Linked DNA regions of Homo sapiens: region 2 is linked to region 1. Evidence: chromatin loops called from intact Hi-C (ENCODE). Cell type or tissue: body of pancreas. All regions are shown on one strand. Each heading gives the region's core, and the rest is flanking DNA. Links, peaks and the distances in the headings are about the cores only.

The links. Hi-C counts contacts between places; a loop is a spot of excess contacts. Peaks named below come from ENCODE experiments on the same cell type or tissue, not always from the same donor. Only the 100,000 strongest peaks of a DNase experiment are listed, where the experiment ranks them.
Region 2: a loop joins it to region 1, with 2.9 times the contacts of the local background. A loop is called at or near these places in 6 of 110 quality-filtered maps.

The regions. Positions count from the first base shown.
Region 1 is chr16:30,162,089-30,167,456 of GRCh38, forward strand. No RefSeq gene overlaps it. Among named protein-coding and RNA genes, the nearest start is that of CORO1A, 19 kb to the right of the region's middle. RefSeq lists an enhancer at 3,998-4,257. In body of pancreas, for the core only: no CTCF peak of the experiment used is centred there; no DNase peak of the experiment used is centred there.
Region 2 is chr16:30,110,181-30,115,548 of GRCh38, forward strand. GDPD3 (glycerophosphodiester phosphodiesterase domain containing 3) reads right to left here and starts at 3,357. Exons shown (of 10, transcript NM_024307.3): 1 at 3,160-3,357; 2 at 2,842-2,884; 3 at 2,478-2,613; 4 at 2,343-2,388; 5 at 2,126-2,244; 6 at 1,952-2,041; 7 at 1,208-1,341. The coding sequence starts at 3,298. MAPK3 (mitogen-activated protein kinase 3) reads right to left here. Exons shown (of 9, transcript NM_002746.3): 9 at 3,925-4,528. RefSeq lists a silencer at 3,328-3,622. In body of pancreas, for the core only: no CTCF peak of the experiment used is centred there; a DNase peak (open chromatin) is centred at 2,731.

The DNA.
Region 1 (5,368 bases), core at 258-5,257:
CCACTGTGCTGGGCAAATGCAACTCATTTTGAAGGCCAGACATGGTGTGGCTCATACCTGTAACCCCAGCACTCTGGGAGGCTGAAGCAGGAGGATCACTTGAGGCCAGGAGTTTGAGACCATCCTGGGTGACACAGTGAGATCTCATCTACAAAAAATGAAAAATTAGCTAGGTCCAGTGGCTCGTGCCTGTGGGCCCACCTCCTGGGGAGACTGTGGCAGGAGGAGGATTGCTTGAGCCTGGGATGTCAAGGCTGCAATGAACCATAATCACACCACTGCACCCCAGCCAAGGCGACAGAGCAAGATCCTGTCTCAAAGAAACAGACAACAACTCAGTCTGTGGAAGAGGGGGACATATAAACAATGACTATCCAATGTACCAGTTACAATGATTGAGGTATACAGCAAGGGCCACTAACACAAAACAGAAAGGAAAGCATTTGGGCAGTGACTGTGGGTCAGGGGAGAGGCAGTTCCCAGAGAAGGAAATCTTGACTTGAGTTTTATTTATTTATTTTAATTTTTATATTTTTGAGATGGAGTCTCACTCTGTCACCCAGGCTGGAGTACAGTGGTGCGATCTCGGCTCGCCGAGCCACCACACCTCGCCAGGTTTCAAGGGATAAGTAGGATACATGAAAGTTTGGTAGGAAACAAAGAGTAAGAGATTTCAGGCCCAGGCTGGGCACGGTGGCTCACACCTGTAATCCCAGCTCTTTGGGAGGCTGAGGCAGATAGCTTGAGTTCAGGAGTTCGAGACAAGCCTGGGCAACATGGCAAGACCCTGTCTCTAAAAAATATATAAATTAAAAATAAATTCAGGCCAGGCGCAGTGACTCACATCTGTAATCCCAGCACTTAGGGAGGCCAAGGTGGGTGGATCATTTGAGGTCAGGAGGTTGAGACCAGCCTGACCAACGTGATGAAATTCTATCTCTACCAAAAAATTAAAAAATTAGTCAGGTGTGATGGTGCATATCTGTAGTCCCAGGTACTTGGGTGGCTGAGGCAGGAGAATCACTTGAACCAGGGAGGTGGAGGTTGCAGTGAGCCGAGATGGTGCCACTGCACTCCAGCCTGGGTGACAGAGCAAGACTCTGTCTCAAAAATAAATAAATAAATTAATTTTAAAAAAGAGATTTCAGGCCCATGTCAAGGGCAAAGAACAGAGTCAAAAAAGAAAAATTGCTGGCCAGGGCAGGGCCTGGTGGCTCATGCCTATAATCTTAGCAGTTTGGTAGGCTGCGGTGGGAGCATCACTTGAGGCCAGGAGTTTCAGACCAGCCTGGGCAACATAGCAAATCCCTGTCTCTATTTCTTTAAAAAAAAAAAAAAAAATCTGGCCAGAAAAACCACATCCAAACCAAAGACATATTTAGTTTTGCTCGCACAACATTTTTAGAAATTTTTGAATTAGTTGCCAACATTGAAAGATCTAGAGCTTTCACATAAAAATCCATATTTCTACTTTATCTTGAAAAGCCAAGTTTGGCTACACAGGGCCAGCATTTCTTCATGGTGACAAGTGGCTGGCACCACCACAGCCCCTCCACTCCCTGTTCTGGTTCACCCGCCCTGCCTCAGATGCTCATGTTACCTGCACAGTCCTCTCTAGTGAATGAAAGACGGCTGCCAATCCTTTGTAAATTTCCACATCAAAAGAAGTTGGCTGGGTGTGGTGGCTCACACCTTTAATCCCGGCACTTTGGGAGGCAAAGGTGGATGGATCACCTGAGCTCAGGGGTTTGAGACCAGCCTGGCCAATATGGTGAAACCCCATCTGTTGCCAAAAAGAGTGGTTTGTTTGTTTGTTTGTTTATTTGTGTATAGACAGGGTCTCACTCTATTACCCAGGCTGGAGTGCAGTGGTGTGATCATAGCTCACTGCAGACTTGACCTCTTGGGCTCAAGCGATCCTCCCACCTCAGCCTCCCAAGCAGCTGGAACTATAGGCACACGCCACCTATAGTCTGGCTAATTTTTAAATATTTTTAGAGACAAGGGTCTTACTTTGTTGCCCAGGCTGGTCTTGAACTCCTGGCCCTAAGTGATCCTCCTGCCTTGGCCTCCCAAAATGCTGGGATTAGAGGTGTGAGCCACTGCACCCAGCCCGCTAACTTTTTATATTATTCGTTGAGTTAGGATCTCTCTGTGTTGCCCAGGCTAGTCTTGAACTCCTGGGCTCAAGAAATCCTCCTGCCTTGGCCCCTCAAAGTGCTGGGATTACAGGTGTGAGCCACCACACTGGAGCCATTATTTATTATTATTTTGTTTGTTTGTTTGTTTTGAAACAGGGTTGCACTTTGTTGCCCAGGTTGGAGTACAGCAGTGTGATGTTGGCTCACTGCAACCTCTGCCTCCCTGGTTCAAGCAATCCTCCCACCTCAGCCTCCTGAGTAGCTGGGACAACAGGTGCATGCCCAGCTAATTTTGTATATTTTTTGTAGACACAAGGTTGCACCATATTGCCCAGGCAGTTCTTGAACTTCTGAGCTCAACTGATCCACCCGCCTTGGCCTCCCAAAGTGCTATGATTATAGGTGTGAGCCACTGCACCTGGCCAAATTGACAACCATTTTGTTATTTCTCATTATTCTGGGATTTTGAGCAGAAGCATCCTGAGAAAGGAAGCAAAACCTTTTAGTCTACTGAAAGGATAGGCCTGTAATTGTCACAGAATAACTTCTACCACATTCTATCAGTTAAGCAGTCATGGGAGCTGGGTGTGGTGGCTCATGCCTGTAATCTCAGCACTTTGGGAGGCTGAGGTGGGCGGATCGCCTGAGGTCAGGAGTTTCAGACCAGCCTGGCCAACATGGTGAAACCCCATCTCTACTAAAAATACAAAAATTAGCCAGCTGTGGTGGCGTGTGCCTGTAACCCCAGCTACTCAGGAGGCTGAGGCACGAGAATCGCTTGAACCCAAGAGGTGGAGGTTGCAGTGAGCTGAGATTGTGCCACTGCACTCCAGCCTGAGTGATGGAACAAGACTCTGTTTCAAATAAGTAAGTGAGTAAGTAAGTAAGTAAGTAAGTAAATAAATAAATAAAAGATGGATCAGAAGAAGGTGAGATGGCCTGCAGATTACTTAGGGGGTTCCTGCAATGGTAGAAGCAACTCAACTCAGGTAGTGTCGGTAGTGATGAAGAGAAAAGGGGAGATTCAAGGTCAAGACTCCTCACTCCAGGAGGCCCTCCCTGGGGTTCTAATGGGACATGCAGGTCAGAACCAGGAAACACAGAGACAGGTTTGTACCTCAGAGACAGGCTGAGAGTCATCAGAGTTTGCAATTGAAGCTGCCTATGTGGATAAGATAGTGTGGGGAGTTTGAGTGCAATAAGAAGAGATGGAGGTGCGGGACTCACGTCTGTAATCCCAGCACTTTGGGAGGCTGAGATGGGTGGGTTGCTTAGGGCCAGGAGTTTAAGACCAGCCTGGGCAACATTATGGGACCCCCCCCGCCTCTCCAAAAACCAGAAGTATTAGCCAGGCATGGTGTTGCACGCCTTTAGTCCCAGCACTTTGGGAGGCTGAGGCAGGAGGATCGCCTGAGCCCAGGACTTTGAGGCTGCAGTGAGCTGTAATTGCACCCCTGCACTCCAGCCTGGGTGACAGAACAAGACCCTGAATCTAAATAAGTAACTAAGAGGTGGAGTCCTGGGAGGACTCTGGGTGTAATGAGTAAAGCAGAGGAAGAGACACCCCACAGGGGATTGACAGAGAAAGCCATAGAGAAAGATGAGAACAAGGGGAGGGTGCGTCGTCGCATATTCGAAAGGAACATGTTCAAGGAGGAGGCATAGTCAGTAGCATTGGATGGACACCAAAACGTGTTTGCCTGATTTGATGACCAGGAAGTTACTGGTGGCCCTGCTGAGGGCAAATCTTTTTTTTTTTTTTTTTTAATGGAGTTTCGCTCTGTCACCCAGGCTGGAGTGCAATGGCTCAATCTCGGCTCACTGCAACCTCTGTCTCCCGGGTTCAAGCGATTCTCCTGCCTCAGCCTCCCCAGTAGCTGGGATTACAGGTGTGCGCCACCACACCCAGCTAATTTTTGTGTTTTTAGTAGAGATGGGGTTTCACCATGTTGGCCAGGGTGGTCTTGAACTCCTGACCTCAGGTGATCTGCCTGCCTCAGCCTCCCAAAGTGTTGGGATAACAGGCGTGAGCCACCGGGCCTGGCTGGTGAGGGCAAATATATGTGGAATGGCGAGGGCAGAAGACAGACTCAAGTAGGTGGAAAAGTAGGAAATGAGGAAGTGGAGACAGTGAGTGTCCACCACTCTCTCAAGAAACTCACATGTGAACAATAGGAGTGAAATAGGGAAGTGGTTTGAGGTTGCCAAGTTGAGAGAGGTTCCCCCTGCACACAGGAACCTGGGTGTGTTTTATATCCTGAAAAGAGAGGGTCTGCAGAGAGAGGCCTGCCAGTAGAGGAGAAAAGGGTGAAACGATGAGGTGAGATCACTGAAGAAATGGGAGGAATGTGTCCCAAGAGGGATCGGCCTTGGGCCCAATGAGAACCATTACTTTAAAAACATTTTTTTAGAGACAGGGTCTCCTTCTGTCATCCAGGCTGGAATGCAGTGGCGCAATCATAGTTCACTGAAGCCTCCAACTCCTGGGCTCAAGGGATCCTCCTGCTTCAGCCTCCCGAGTAGTTAGGACTACAGGCACATGCCATCACACGTGGCTAATATTTTATTTTATTTATTTATTTATTTATTTGAGACAGAGTTTCGCTCTTGCTGCCCAGGCTGGAGTGCAATGGTACAATCTCAGCTCATTGCAACCTCCGCCTCCCGGGTTCAAGCAATTCTCCTGCCTCAGCCTCCCAAGTAGCTGGGATTACAGGCATGCGCCACCACGCCTGGCTAATTTTTTGTATTTAGTAGAGACAGAGTTTCACCATGTTGGTCAGGCTGATATCGAACTCCTGACCTCGGGTGATCCGCCCGCCTTGGCCTCCCAAAGTGCTGGGATTACAGGCATTAGCCACCGTGTCCAGCCCATATTTTATATTTTGTAGAAATGGAGTCTCACTATGTTGTTCAGGCTTGTCTCAATCTCCTGGCCTCAAATGATCCTCCTGCCTTGGCCTCCAGAAGTGCTGGGATTTCAGGCATGAGCCACTGTGCCCGGGCAGGAGTGCTTTCAGAATGTGAGTCAGTGCTGACCCTGCAGGTAGATGGAAGATCAGGGCCACATGAGGAGGTGCCAGGCTACCAGAGCAACCTCTTGCCAATGAAACTGTTACTTCTTTACCTGGAGACTTGTGGGGGCTCCGTGCTACTCACTGGAGAAAACTCCTTGAGAAGGCTCTGTTTGAGGTCCCCCATGCTCTGCCCCTATGGACCTTCCCAGC
Region 2 (5,368 bases), core at 311-5,310, 52 kb before region 1:
AATCCCAGCACTTTGGGAGGCCGAGGCAGGCGGATCATGAGGTCAGATTACCATCCTGGCTAATACGGTGAAACCCCATCTCTACTAAAAACACAAAAAAATTAGCCGGGTGTGGTGGCGGGCGCCTGTAGTCCCAGCTACTCGGGAGGCTGAAGCAGGAGAATGGCGTGAACCAGGGAGGCAGAGCTTGCAGTGAGCCGAGATCACGCCACTGCACTGCAGCCTGGGCAACAGGGGAAGACTCCTCAAAAAACACAAAAAAAATCCGGTATAAAAAGGTGGTACACAAATATCATTGATCTCTTTGTAGCAAGGTATTGTGGGGGCTGAGTGGGACTTCCTTCTGGACAACAGAGGGGAGCAGAGAGCTCTGGGACTACCACAGAGAAGCTGTCAGAAAGCAAAGGGAGACCGGGCCCAGGGGCTCAGGTATGTAATCCCAGCACTTTGGGAGACCAAGGTGGGAGGCTCGCTTGAGCTGAGGAGTTCAAGAGCAGCCTGGTCAACATAGTGAGACCTTGTCTCTACAAATAATTTAACAATTAGCCAGGTGCAGTGTTGCACGCCTATACTCCCAGCTACTTAGGAGGCTGAGGCAGGAGGATCTCCTGAGCCCAGGAGGTCGAGGCGCAGTGAGTCATGATCTGGCCACTGCATTCCAGCCCGAGCAAGACTGTCTCAAAAAAAAAAAAAAAATTGTAAAGCAAAGGGAGGGACTAGGCTTAAGTGCCAGCGAAGTATCCAAATTCCTGATCCTTTCCCCAGCTGTTACTTTGTTAACCCCTGCCTTCCTGCAGAACACTGACTTGGCCTTTTCCTGCTGAGGGTCTGAGACAGCCGTGCTATAATTAATGAACGAATGTCTCCCCAGCCAGACTGTAAGCTCACCAAGGACCTCTCCCCACCCTCACTGGTCTCATTTACACATTATAACTGCACCTGGGACAGAGTAGACATTCAATAAAATATGCTAGATGGCCTGAGATGGATAAATTACCTCTCTATCCTAAAACTCCACATATGCACAGAATTTCAGGGTGTTCACAGTTCCCTTAGTATTCATGAATGCTGGGTAAGAACCACTGTCCTTAAAAGACCTTGGGGGTTATCTCTGAGGGGAGCTGGGGAGCTGGGAAGATCTGGGCTCCTTCTCCACGGAGACCCTAAGCAGTGGGGAGTTTTTCTGAGGTCCGCCCCCCACTGGTACCTGTTGATGATGTTGGGCAGGAAGCAGAAGAAGAACTTCTCAGGGATTGGGATGAAGGGCAGCAGCCCCAGGTAGTAGGAAAGCAGCACCCAGAATCCTCGGCTTATTGTGAAGGACAGGGGCATCTCGGGGTTCTGGGGAGGCAAGGAGAGGCATGAGAATCTGTCTGCTCTGGGGAAGCAGAGAGGAGGCATGAGCTGCAGGGGAGCCGTGGTGGGCATTCCAGAGGCCCTACTACCTGCAGGATCCAAGTCACATCTTGGGGCTGGGTGTGGTGGCTCACGCCTGTAACCTCAGCAGTTTGGGAGGCTGAGGCAGGTGGATCACCTGAGATCAGGAGTTCAAGACCAGCCTGGCTAACATGGTAAAACCCCATCTCTACTAAAAATACAAAAATTAGCTGGGCGTGGTGGCGTGCACCTGTAATCCCAGCTACTCGGGAGGCTGAAGCATGAGAATCGCTTGAACCCAGGAGGCAGAGGTTGCAGTGAGCCGAGGTCGCACCACCGCACTCCAGCCTGGGCGACAGAGAGAGACTGTGTTTCAAAAAAGAAAAAAAACAAAAGTCACATCTTGGCTCTGTGTTCGAGGCCTGAGTTCACACCCTTTTCATTGCCACCGCCACGCCACTGGGAACTCTCCCAGACCCCTCTAGCTCGGGTCCCCATGCTGGGTGGGCTCCAGCTCTGGGGAGGAGGGGCCCCTGGAGGAGGAAGAGGACGGGGGAGGGGTGGGGGGACTCACGGCAGCCTTGCATTTCTTCATGACCGAGCTCTTCTCCGAGGCCCAGATGGTGATTTCATTACGGTCATAGCGTCTCACCAAGCCTGCTATCTGGGAGGAGGAGAAGGAGGTGAAGGGAGAGCCAGGCCTCTCTCACGCCCCCGGTGGCCGCCCTAGCCCTGCCTGCAGCACCACCTCACGGATGAGCTCTTCGTTCTTCCCTTTGATCTCTACGCTCATGGGTGTCCTTGGAAACCTCTGGAACAGGTCCTCCAGACGAACCATGCGCCGGTCTGACCCGTGAGCAAAGTGGCCTGGGGGTGGTGTGGGAAAAGGGGTCAGAGGGAAGCCAAGGCGGAGGTCCAAGGAAGGCAGGCATGGCCCAGGCAGGGCTCGAAGCCCTTGCTCTCACCTGGAGAGAAGTAAACCTCCAGCTTCTCCTTGTAGAGGGGCAGGTCCTGGGGAGGACAGGAAGGATGTCACTAGAGGCCCGCATTGGGCATGGTGACTCTCAGGGTGGGGGTTGGGGTGTCAGGGCAGGGCCCACCTCGAAGTCCAGGCTGCCCACATCCCTGTTTAGGCCCGACTGGCGGCACAGGTTCTCATCATGTGACACCACCACCACTCTGTCCCGTGTCAGCTGACAGTCGAGCTCCAGGAGGTCCGAGCGCTGGGCCATGGAGCTGTGGGGGTGAAGGTCAGCGGGGGGCAGGGGCAGGGGACTGGGATGAGGGGCATGGTGGCTGGGAGGTGGCCGGGAATGTGAGAGCGGAGTTCGTGGCGGGATGTGCAGGCCACCTCCAGGGGGCGCCAGTCACCCAGCTAGGAAGTGAATGGCGTCCCTTGCTGTGATGCAGTCCACGACCTGCACACCCTCACATGGCAGCCTGGGCAGGGGCAGATACACTCACTTCTCCATGGCCTCCATGGTGTTCTCCAGCAGCTCTCCAGATCCTGTGGGGGGCACTGGAGTGGGCCTCTGGGGCTTGGGGTCTAGGGGCCTGGCCCAACCTCATCACCCACATTCCCTCTCTGGGCTCCATCCTCCCTCTGGCCTCACCTCCCCAGCCAGCCCAGGCTGCGCCAGCATCTTCTTCCTCGTCCACACCCTGCCCTGCCACTTCGCTCTCCTTCTCTCTTGGTCCCTGCCCCGTTTCTAGCATGCCCCCTTGGACCTACCCCTCTGTGCTGTCCACTTTGGCACCTGTTCTCACCCCTACCCGGCTCACCTCCTCGGTGGGCCCCCAGGCGGATGCGGAAGGTGGGAGCCCTGGGCGTGTGCAGCAGATGAGGCCGGCGCAGGAAGAAGATGGAGAGCATGGCATAGCTGCCCAGGGCAGGGAGGGCATAGTACAGCAAAAGGCTCATGACCGTACTCCCACAGAAGCTCCTGCAGCCACACGCTCAGCCGTCCGCGGGACTGTGCTGCCTGCCTAGCCAGTGTGGGCCGGCTCTACTACTGGCCACTGCCACGCCCCTGGGACCTGCTGAGCCTGCCGCTGGGCTGGCTTGGAGCCAGGCTGCAGGGTTCGGCTGAAGCTGGGGTAGTGTCAGGAGGTGAGGCAAGTAGCCCTGGCTCTCATATCCCCAGGCCCTTCCCAGCCCCCAGCAGCCCCGTCCTGGGCTACATGAGGGGAGTAAAAACCACCCAGGACTGTCAGGACCTCTCCCTCTCACTGGTACTTGTAGCCAGCGCATCCAACATGCCTACCCCTTGCCATTTCAGAGGATCCAGGGGTGTGTAGGGTGCTCCTGAGTCACCCCGAATCACCCCCAGCCAGTTAGACAGGAAGCCATTAGCGAGAGGACAGGACAGTGACTAAGGGGAAAACTGACCCCCTTCTTTCTAGGAGTCTGGAGCTCTCCAGAGCCCCGTCCCCAGCCCTGGGCAGCTGGGAGTGAAGGGCACCAGGCCCCTGAAAGCCCAAGTCAAGTCTGTCCTCAGAGCCGCACGGGGCAGGGCGGGGGCGTCGCGAACACAGACAGAGCCAGGGTCAGCCATAGACACATCTCTATATTTATATATTAGACGGGTCAGGGAGGTGGCAGGGGCGCCGGGCTCTCCACGCCCCCCAGCTCCACTTCTGCTCACCACACACAGAAGCAGCGAGGGCACGCGAAGTGACAGCTTTGACAGGGAGGGGATTCGGCCCGGCCTGGCTCCTCAGGGATGCTAGCCCTTGAGACTAAGGAATGTTCCTTCAGGGAAACTAGGGTGGGGTTTGAATGAGATGAGGGGGGCAGGCATGGCCCTGAGTCCCTACTCAGCGCCCCCCACCCTCCACCTCTGCCCTTCAGCAGGTTGGGGCAGCCAGAACCCTTCCATTCCAGAACTGCCAGAGACTGGGACGCTGGGGAAGGTAAGGGCGCAGCAGCAGCAGCGGGAGATTGAACTGGGGCCACCTGAGGTCCCGAGGCCCCGTGGGGAGGGCGGGTGGGGAGGAGAAGGCCTTGGCCTGCCTGAAGCTGGAGGCCTCAGCAAAGGAGAGAGGTGGCCAGGCCCATGCTCCACCCCGGCCTGGGCTGCCAAGGTCCGGGCTGGGCACAGTGTCCATTTTCTAACAGTCTGGCGGGAGAGGGGCAGGCAGGAGGCAGGTCCTAAAGAGAGAAGCAGGCAGAAGAGGAGTCGTTAGCACCCCCCGGGCAGACCCACTGGAGCCCTGACCTCAACATCTCTCATTTCACCCTCACAGCTGGATAGGCTGGGTCTCAGTTTCCTTATCTGTAAATGGAGATAATAATAGTACCTAGCTTGAGGTACTGCTGTAAGATTAAAGGAATTAATACATGTAAACCTCTTAGAACAATGCTTAGGGCTTTATGCTTTCATTATTAGAACTGTCTCGGCCGGGCACAGTGGCTCACGCCTATAATCCCAGCACTTTGAGAAGCTGAGGTGGTGGATCGCTTGAGCCCAGGAGTTTGAGACTGGCCTGGGCAACATAGCAAGACCCCAGCTCCACAAAAAAAAAAAAAAAAAATTAGCCGGTTGCAATGGCTCGTCCAGCTAGCTGGGAGGATCCCTTGCACCCAGGAGTTTTGAGGCTGCAGTGAGCTATGATTGCACCACTGCATTCCAGCCTGGGTGACAGAGCGAGACACTGTCTCAAAAAAACAAAACCAAAAAAAAAGATAAATAGATTGACTCCGGAAACTGAGGCGCCGAGAGGTGAGGTGCCTTGCCCAATATCACACAGCACTTACTAAGTGGCACAGCTGGAGTTTGAGCCCAGGTGCGCATGCCTTCTTTCTATCAGGCCACACCTGGCTGAAGACAGGAAGAGACCGGAGGAGGCAAGGAGGCAGCGTGGGTGGGGGCAGGCCAGTGGGGTCCCCACAGCTATGTGAACTGCTGATCTGGCAGCAGGTGTGAGGAGGCCTGGCAATCTGGGTCAGGCTGGGCGCTGCTGGGCCCCTCCCAAAGCAATCATGGCCCCA